Linked DNA regions of Mus musculus: region 1 is linked to region 2. The links are chromatin loops, found by intact Hi-C in ENCODE. Cell type or tissue: heart. All regions are shown on one strand. Region 1 overlaps Bbc3 (BCL2 binding component 3). Region 2 holds the start of Zc3h4 (zinc finger CCCH-type containing 4).

What was found. Peaks named below come from ENCODE experiments on the same cell type or tissue, not always from the same donor. Only the 100,000 strongest peaks of a DNase experiment are listed, where the experiment ranks them.
Region 1: a loop joins it to region 2, with 8 times the contacts of the local background. A loop is called at or near these places in 3 of 42 quality-filtered maps.

The regions. Positions count from the first base shown.
Region 1 is chr7:16,311,176-16,316,175 of GRCm38, reverse strand. Bbc3 (BCL2 binding component 3) reads right to left here. Exons shown (of 4, transcript NM_133234.2): 2 at 3,762-4,050; 3 at 2,359-2,549. The coding sequence starts at 4,035. Among named protein-coding and RNA genes, the nearest start is that of Bbc3, 4.1 kb to the right of the region's middle. In heart, a CTCF peak has its summit at 1,986; DNase peaks (open chromatin) are centred at 2,165, 2,485, 2,955, 3,315 and 3 weaker places; H3K4me3 peaks cover 3,601 bases; H3K27ac peaks cover 3,692 bases.
Region 2 is chr7:16,397,564-16,402,563 of GRCm38, reverse strand. It overlaps Zc3h4 (zinc finger CCCH-type containing 4), which reads right to left and starts at 1,368. Exons shown (of 14, transcript NM_198631.2): 1 at 1,258-1,368. The coding sequence starts at 1,271. In heart, a CTCF peak has its summit at 4,038 (motif pointing right); DNase peaks (open chromatin) are centred at 473, 1,503, 2,543, 2,963 and 2 weaker places; H3K4me3 peaks cover 3,899 bases; H3K27ac peaks cover 3,947 bases.

The sequences.
Region 1 (5,000 bases), 86 kb after region 2:
AAGGAAGGAAAGGGAGGGTGGGAGGGAGAGTGAGAGAAAGAAAGAAAGAAAGAAAGAAAGAAAGAAAAGAAAAGAAAAGAAAAGAAAAGAAAAGAAAAGAGAAAGAAAGGAAGGGAGAAAGGAAGGAAGGAAGAACGGAAGAGAGAGAGAGAGAGAGAGAGAGAGAGAGAGAGAGAGAGAGAGAGCAAGCTTTTATTTGGTCCTTCCACTGGTTATGGCCAAGCAGATCCACCGGGCTCATGTTCTTGGTTGTGAAGAATGTAATCCATTTGGAAGATGTCAGGCTAATGACCCTATTAGAGTACATGCCCAGAACTAGCCCAGGCCTCCTGTGCCCTCCTCCTCCTTGCAACTGGGCGAGGTGGTGGATGCCACCTTGTGAGTTCACTATCATTATACTTAGCCTATTAGGGGGAGCACGGAGCCCTGGGTGTTCACTCTGAAGACAACAGCACATGGGCCAAGCCAGAGATGGCCATCTCTTAGAAAAGAGGAGAAAACACTAATGCTAGACAATGTTTGCTGCTAAGCCACACCTTTTGCCACTCACTGGTGGATTCCAGGCATGTGTTTAAAAAAAAAAAAAAAAGCTCAGCTGAGTGGAACCTTTAAGCCCAGCACTTGAGTGGGGGAAGGGCAGGAGGAGAGAACCTCTGAGTTCCCGGCCAGTTTGCCTAGTCTACAGAGTGAGTTGCAGGACAGCCAGGACTACACAGAGAAACCCTGTCTCGAAAAAACAAAAGAAAAAAAAAGAAAAAAATCTTCCTGTTTTTGAGACCTCACCTCATGTCGCACAGGATGTCCTGGAACTGAAACTGTATTTGAGGGTGACCTTGACCCACAGACCTAAGGGTCAGTGTCTCTCTCCTAGGCAAGCACTCTACCAACTGAGCTACATCAGCCTCCCCTGAATTATAAATAAGTAAATAAATAAAACTAAAAAAAAAATAATATGTGGGCTGGAGAGATGGCTCAGCCGTTAAGAGCACTGACTGCTCTTCCAGAGGTCCTGAGTTCAAATCCCAGCAACCACATGGTGACTCACAACCATCTGATGCTCTCTTCTCCTGTGTCTGAAGACAGCAACAGTGTACTCATTAAACATAAAATAAATAAATCTTTAAAAAACAAACTAACTAACAAACAAACTAATGTGTACGTGCTGGCAAATACCAGAAGGCATTGGATCCCTGGACCTGGAATTACAGGCAGTTGTCAGCTGGGAACCTGACCCTGGTTCTCTGTAAGAGTTCTCTTAACCATTAATGTGTGTGTGTGTGTGTGTGTGTGTGTGTGTGTGTGTCTGTGTGTGTATGAGAAAGAGAGAGAGAGGGGGGATCTGTGTGTGCACATGTGGAGGTTAGAGAACACTATGTAAGATTAGACTCTTGACTTTTACTAAGTGGGTCCTGGGAATCGAACTCTGTTCATCAGTTTTGGTAGCAAGCACCTTTATCCTCTGAGCCACTTCAAAGACTATTTCTGAAGCAGAATATCACTCACTAGGTTGCCCAGGCTGGCTTTGAACTTTCTTTCTCCCTCCCTGAGTAGGTGGGATTACGGGATGCTGCCACCGGGCCATGCTACTTGCCTAGTCTCTAGGATTTGCTCAGTGGTAACCAATGAAGGAGATGGAGGACTTTGGAAAGCCATAGTTAGAAGGCGCGCCAGAGCCAGGATGGGAGCTAAAAACAACGCCCCTGGCTGTGCATGTAAGTGGGTGCAAAAAAAACACCTGCTGGGAGTGAGTCGCTGCTGGGAGGATGTCCCTTTTACAAAAGGTAGGCGACAGGGCCAGGGAGCAGAGTGAGGGACCTGTACCCATCCAACGTCAGTGGGGTGCGCCTCTCTCTCTCTCTCTCTCTCTGTTGAAATCAGCAAACAATGCAAGGGCCATGTGCAGAGTGCACAGCGCTAGGGGCGGGAACCGGGCTCTGGGGGTTTCATGGGGGGCTCCGATCTAGGAGCACCAAGTGGCGGGCCCGAGCCAGGGAGGTGCCGGCGCGAAGCAGCCGGCGGGAGGCGCTGCGGGGCGCAGTTCGGCGGGGGCGGGCGCGGCGGGCGCGGCGCGTTGCTGACTCACCGGCTATAAATAGCCCGGGATATAGGAGCCGCCGCGCCGAGCGCCGCCCTCAGTCCCCGCGACCGCGGGCTCCGAGTAGCTTTCCCCGACCCTGGCTAGGGGCTCCAGTCCTGATCTGGCCCACACCGGATCCCAGCATCCAGCAGATCCATTCCTTCCCCCACACCCCCATCTGCTTGTCCCTGGCGCGACCTCGCGCGCGCTGGGCCAGCAGCTGCAGCACATCTGGCGGGGTGTGCAGCCCCCTCCCCACCTGCCTGCCGCCCCGCACTCACCCGCCGCTCGTACTGCGCGTTGAGGTCGTCCGCCATCCGCCGCAGCTGGGCCCCGATCTCCCGGGCCCACTCCTCCTCCTCCACACGCACTCCCGGGGCAGCTTGGGTGGGGCCTCCTGCCAGGGCCTCCGGGGCGCTGGGCACGGGCGACTCTAAGTGCTGCTGGGCTGGTGACAGGGAGGGCTGAGGACCTGGGTGAGGGGAAAGGGGCGTGGTCACCATCCACCCAGTCTGCCCGGAGGCGCCCAGGAGCTACACTGTGCTTTCTTCTCCACTCAGCCATAGAAATTCCCTTTTTCCCACTCTTTCCCACAGGCCCTAGAAAGGGGTCTTACGGAAGTGGCTCTGGGGTCACCTGGATGGTCAATTACCCATTAAAGCTCATATGAATGTGGAAGTCCCTCAACTTATCCGACCTAAGTACCCCTATTTTAATACAGGGTCAAATCTAGCCTGTTCTATTTGACAGACGGGGAAACTGAGGCTCCACCCATAGAAGTGACCAAGGTCACACGGGGATACCGCCACTGACCCCACCCAGTCACTACCCTCAGGTCTCCAGCTCACTCCTGCCCAACCACAGTGAGGCCACACCCCCGGATGTGGCATTGGCCTGATGACCAGAAGGCCAAACTGGGACTAACCCAAGAGGACTAGGGTTTGGGTGAGGGTGGCAGGGGTACTGGGTTAGACTTTGTGCTCCACCCCCTCTGGCACTCATCCTTGTGCCTCGGTCCTGTCACACTAGATCCTGAGCCTCAGTTTCCATTATCTCTGAACCTAGTCCTGAAACGCAGGGAAAGTTGGAAAGTTTTTCTCTCTTCATGGGGAGGTGGGGGCAAATAGAAAGGGAAACCCAGATGGTCATTCCCCGTAGCCGGGCACCACAGGGTTAACAGCCCATCAGGCGAGGGACCTTTAACCCTTCCCTCCCTGAGCCTCACCCTCTCCCCGAGGGGGACTTTCCCAACACAATGGCCCCTCCCCCTCTCCTTCCTCCTGGGGGACTGCGGACTAACCCTGCCAGTGCCAAAGAGATTCAAATAAAAGGGTAAGGCCTCCGACCCCTCCCCAAAGTCCTGAGGTGACAGTCCTCCCACTGGCCACACTCCTTCCCACTGCAATCCTCATGGGGGTGGGGGGCGCCCAGGGACCCGGGCTGGGGGAGGGGAGCTGAGAAACAGCTGTTGCCCGAGGCCCGGGAAGGGACGTGGACTGCAACTCCGGGGACTGCAGTCAGATTCTAAGAGGGACTTCCCACTCGACTTGGCCCCTCCATCCATGTCTCCCACTCTGTCTTCCTGGTTCTTGCTACACAAAGACCACACTGGCCACACCCTCCCGGTGGCCCCACTCAGCTCCACTCCCGCTTCAGCTTCCCCGGGTGCGGGGCGGGCACTCACCGTCCGGGCGCGGGCCTCTGGGCCGGCTGCGGTGACCCCCAGGCCAGCGGGGGCCCCCCAGGGCGGCGGTGACGGCAGGTGGAGCGGTGGGGGCGCAGAGGTAGGCGGCCGGCAGCAAGGCAGGGGCAGCAGGGGCGGCGGGCAGGCCGGGCTCGCAAAGGCTGCAGGATACAGCGGAGGGCATCAGGCGGCCGAGCGGGAAGGGGCGCGGACTGTCGCGGGCTAGACCCTCTACGGGCTCCGGAGAGCTGCCCTCCTGGCGTGCGCGGGCCATGGCGCTCCCTGGAGCCTGCGGGACACGGCGGGAGGTCAGTGGGGCGACTGCGGGGGGGGCCTGCAGGACCCCACCTCGCAGACACCCTGCCTGGAAGTCACTCCCACCCAGGAAGGGATGACCCCAGGGACAGCCTGGCCGGGACACATGGTGAGGGGCGCACAGACTGCGTCTGGGGTTTGTAGCAAAACCCACCAGGAAAACTGCCTACTACTCTCAGGGCTTGGGCCAGGGAGAACTTTCTCAACAGAGAAGAGCGCAGAAGGGGTGCTGGGGCTCCCAGGATACACGGTGCTGTCAGAGAACCGTGTGTGTGTGTGTGTGTGTGTGTGTGTGTGTGTGTGTGTGTGTAATGGGAAGACACCAGTGAACTCAGAGAAGTGTCCAACTTTACCGCCCCTCCCGCTCCCCCAGTGAGGTGGCTCACCCAGAAACACATGGGGACACAGACATGCACACACAGCCATCCAGAGCCCTTTCAACATATTTACACCAGTCTCACACTGACCCGCTGCTGACATGCCAGCGCTCACCCGCCCACAATGCAGCCGTCACACACTGAAGCACAACAGACTCAAGTCTTCAACGTGTTTCTCCCGCATACACACAGACAACCCAAAGACACCCCCCTTACTATTCCTTAGCACATGCACCACCATCATCTCAAAACACACCTGAATGTGCACCCCCCCCCAACTTTGAGCTCCTGGGACACAACAGCCACACATAGACACAAGTCATCATATCCAGATACATCATCCCCCCTCGTGTGCGGGGCAGCCACATCGGGAGGCACCAGCCGCAGCTGGTAGAAGCCATAGGTCCAGCCTCTACTCTCAGCCCCAATACACCACAGCCAACTGTCAGCCCCAGAAAACACACACACACACACACACACACACACACACAGAGCCCAGCAGCACACACACCTAATGCAGAGACAGAAAACACTGGCCTCACGTGAC
Region 2 (5,000 bases):
TTTAATTAGAACAAAACAGGAAAAAAAAAATTGTAAAAAAAGCTCACCAAACTGCTGCACCTGTGTCTTTGAATGTGGGTGGCATTTCTTTTAAAAGGCAAAGGAGGGTCTGTGAAGGAGAAAGGGAGAACAGGAGGTGGGAGTGGGGAGAAAGGGCTGAGACCCATGGTCTGAAGGGGTCCTCTGCGGTTCCCTGACGGCTGCGAGCGAGGCTTCTGTCTAGCGCATTCTCCACCCTACCCCCACCCCCGCCTGCAAGACTAGCTTTTCTGCTCCCTGAAACCCACCTATTTTCAAACCTACTCACTCCAGCTCCCAGGAATCAGCAAACTATGTACCCCTTATCTTTCGGCTCCAGCAGGGCAAAAATGGCCCCAAACCTCTCATCCTCAAAACACGCAGGGCTGGTCCCATTATCACCCGCCAGAGAAGGGCGTGGGGAACCCATTTCGCACTAGAGGACAAGAGGCGCCACAGTTCACGTCCTGCCAAAGCACACGGGGGAGATCTTTGCTCCCAAGGGGGCGATTGCACCCTGTTTTGCCCCAAAGAGGGGGCGATGCCCGGAGAAAGCGGTGGCCAACTTCCTCTACTATCCAATGCAGGAAAAGCAACCTTCATACAACCCCCCCGCAAAAAAACAAAAACCTTAAAACTAAGGACCCTCCACCACTGACTGTCACCTACCTACAAAAAGAGAGGGACCCCCCAAAAAAAAAAAAAAAACCAATAGGGTTTCCAAAGAAGGTCAGGGGATTTAATCAAAAGAGCTGGAAATGCACCCGTTACCTGCCTGCCTTCTAGGGAGAAGCTAGAAAATACCTCCCGCCAAAAAATTAAAAGTGCACCAGAGCCCCCATCCTAAGGAGTCCTCCTTAGAACGAAAGAGCGAAGGCTGATCCAAACCCCCATTTTTCTGCCTCCGTTAGACTCGGGTACCTATCCAAAATGGACAGGGTATGCGTCCCCCAGGAGAAAGGATACTGTAGGGGATTGGGAAGACCCCCAACTCCGAACCCCTTAAGAGAGGAGCTGCAAGCTGGAGATGCCCCTAAAACAAGAGAATCCGGGGGCCCCTCCCCCAAAAGCCTTCCCCGAAGCCAGGCGACAGGCCGCTGACGGCCAGCTCCCGGAGCAGGGGCGGCCGAGGAGGCTGATGGGCCTCGGCAAGCCCACCCCCTTGGCGGCCCGTGCCCCGGGCGGGCGGACGGACCGACAGACCGGCGGGCGCGGGGGGTCCGGGGGGCGCCTCCTCACCTTCCCCTCAGCATGGCGCCCAAAAAAAGACAGAGCGAGAGCGAGGGAGAGCGGGCGAACGCCGCGAGGGGGGGCAACGCATGAGGCCGGGAGAGAAAGCGAAGCGAGAAAGAGCGAGCGAGCTAGAGACACCCACCGACCCCGCCCTTCCTCCTCCTCCTCCTCCTCCTCCGCGGCCCGGCCCAACATGGCGGCCGTCCCCTTCCTCCTCCTCCTCCCCCCCTCCCACGGGGGACGCTGCCCGGCCCAGGCCGGGGGGCCTGACCTGTCGTCAGGGAGCGGGAGGCGGTGGTGGAGGAGGTGCGGGGTGGCCGCGCGGCCGTCGGGGGAACACGGAGGAGGCGAAGGCGTTGATGGCGGCGGTGGCGATGGCGGCGGTGGCGACTCTGATGGCGGCGGCGGGGGGGTCCCGGGCACGGCCTCCATCGTTCCTTTGAGGGGGAGGGGATGTTAATGCACCAAAAAGGACTGCTTGGGCGTGGCGGGAGGGGCACACTTCAGCGCTCCGGGGCCTCCTGATGGGAACTGGGCATATAGATACATAGATCGATATCGAGTATTTTTTTTTTCGGTTTCGGAGTCACCTCTGAGCCGACTTCCACGTAGGCCGCGAGGCCTAGGCCCCGGCAAGGCCGCCCGCCGCCTGCTTTCTCCGCAGCCTGGCCCTGAGGTCACTCGCTCACGGGCACGGGACCCTCATCGGGACGAGAGGTCCCCTTCCGCCACACACGCACGCACACACACACGCGGCCCCCCAAGGCCTGAGACCCGGGGGACACGGACACTGGTGGGTGGTTGGGTGTAATTAGCGCGGGCCCGCGCGCGACGGAGCAAGCGAAGGGAAAGGGGGGGAGAGGAGAGCGAGCAGGGGGGATGGTTAAAAAAAAATCGGGGAGAAGAGGGATCGGGCTATGGAGATGGGCCGACTGTCTGCCCGCCCTAGATGCCCCAGCTGCCGGGCCCCCGCCGCGGTCAGGAATTCACACAAAATGGCGGCACAGCCGGGACAAGCACGGAGGCTGAAGCCGGAGGAAGGGCGTGGAGGGAGGGGGTAGCGGAGAGGCCGGAGGAGCGTCACGTGGAGAAGGGCAGAGCCAGCCCGCCCGAAAGTCGGCGAAAAGAGCCGAAGCGGAAGGGCGAGGCGGAGGAGAGGGCACGGAAAGAGCCGAACACAGCTGAGATTAACGAGACTCTGAAAAAAGCCGGAAAGAGCCGAGGGAAGATCTAGGTCACTGCAGCAACGCGGAGCGGATCAGAGACCCACCTAAAGGACCAAGGGTGGTCGTGGGGGCGGGGCTAGGGAAGGCCGGGAGAGCCGGAAATAGCCGAAGCGCTTCGGGATGGGAGAAGCCCCCCCCTGGGGGGGGGCGAGGCGAGAGTCCGGAAAGAGCCGAAGTCAGGGAAGGGATCCCGGGAGGAGGCGGAAGTAGCCGAAATACATTGAGCGGAGCGAATAGGAATTAGCGAATAAGCTGAACGGGTGGGGCTAGAAAGGCGATTAATTAACTCAAGGGTAAATGACTTTCAGGAACTCGCCCCCAAAGCAAGCGAGAAGAGCCGAAAATTGCTAGTTTGAAGGAAGGCGGGAAGAGCCCAAAGTTTTAGGTGGGAGAATAATGGGAGGGGAAAAAATTTAACCGAAAGCCGGAGACCGGTCCCAGGAGTCGGTCGTTCCCGAAGAGGGGCTGGAGAAGAGGCGGCCCGGAGATGACGTCACTACATAACTCAGCCAGTGGCGTCATCCTTGGAGGCGAGAAGGGTGGTGCCAACTGTGAGGGCGAAGTGGAGATCTTGACCGGGTTCTTAAACCGCTAACAAAAGTATTTTGAAGTTTCACCTCCTACCCAAGTTGATATTCCTAGTTTGTAGATGGAGACTGAACGCGAAGGCTGGAAGCTTAACTGGCTTAAGACCGAGTGTTTGGAGTCAGGATATGCGGAAAAGTTGAAGTTAGCAGTGCTAGCCTCTAAGCATACACAAAACCCATAGCTTCATCCGCAGCACCTTATAGAATCAGTTGCGGTGGCCCCAGAAGCACTTAGTGTGAAGGCAGAAAAGTGAGAAACTCAAGATCCGCCTGACCCGCATGGTGGAAGAACCGACTCCCCAATGATAGCACATCCTCTAACCTCATGCAAGAATAAAGGGAAAGACGGGATCACGGGACAAGGCAGGGACAAGGAAGAAGAGAGTCGGAGCCCAGTGACAAGAGGAAAAAACAAAACATTTTTCTCCTGAAATGCAGGGGTGGGGTGTCATGAAATACAATGCAGCAAGGGTGGGCCCATGCAAAGGTATGCCCCTTAGATGTTACAGCTCGTCATCTGGTATAAAGAAATTTATTGGGGGGGGAAGGGACAGGAGTGAGGGTCTGGAGAAGGGGTAAAGGCAGACAGACTGGAGCAGAGCCATAAGAACAAAGGACAGTCAGAAAGGGGCACCAGGAACAGAAATGGGAAGAGAGAGATTTCAGAAAACACACACGGGAGGTGTGTGTGGGGGAGACAGGGAATTGGGTTTAGGGAGTCCTTTTGTCAGGAACACACACCTGCCAAACCTGGCAGCAGGAGGTGAAGACTAAAACCATCACTGGGTACCTGGATGCAGGTCAGCTGGATGTTCTGTATGCTAACATGGGGGCCTGGACACAAAACTCTTCTGAGAAACTTGTGAGCCACTTATCTCAGACTGGTTGCTAGAGCCTCCTGTCAGGATGCTATTCTTTTTTTTTTTTTTTTTTTTTTTTATTATAGTAAGTACACTGTAGCTATCCTCAGACAAACCAGGAGAGGGAGTCAGATCTTGTTATGGATGGTTGTGAGCCACCATGTGGTTGCTGGGATTTGAACTCTGGACCTTCGGAAGAGCAGTCAGGTGCTCTTACCCACTGAGCCATCTCACCAGCCCCAGGATGCAATTCTTAATCTAATTTCTTTTGGGCAACCCAAAGCCTTGTATTTGCTACACAAATTCTGAGACACATCCTCAGCCTCAGTTCCTAATTAATAGGGCTAGACTGAGCTAAATAGCTCTTGTCAAGAAAGAAGGGTGCGGCCGGGTGGTGGTGGGGCACACCTTTAATCCCAGCACTTGGGAGGCAGAGGCAGGCAGATTTCTGAGTTCGGGGCCAGCCTGGTCTACAAAGTGAGTTCCAGGACAGCCAGGGCTATACAGAGAAACCCTGTCTCAAAAAACCAAAAAAAAAAAAAAAAAAAGAAAGAAAGAAATAAGGGTGCGGGCTGGCAAGATGGCTCAGCGGGTAAGAGCACTGACTGCTCTTCCAATGAGTTCAAATCCCAGCAACCACATGGTGGCTCACAACCATCTGTAATGGGATCCAATGCCCTCTTCTGGTGTGTCTGAGTACTCATATAAATACATCGAAAGAAAGGAAGGACGGAAGGAAGGAAGGAAGGAAGGAAGGAAGAAAGAAAGAAAGAAAGAAAGAAAGAGAGAAAGAAAGGTAGGTGGTGGCACATGCCTTTAATCCTAGCACACCACAGGCAAAGGCTGGTGGATCTCTGTGTGGTTGAGGTTGAGGCCGGCCTGCTCTATAGAGAAAGTTCCAAGACAGCCAGAGCTGTTACACAGAGACCTGAGATCAGCCAGGGTCAGCTGGGTTCCACGTGGTAAAAGGAAGTGGTCATTGGTCTAGCTGGGCTAGATCGATAGATCTTTATCCCAGCAAGGTCATTTTTACTACTCAATGTGTTTTTGCCCAGGGCTAAATAGCAAGACTTTGT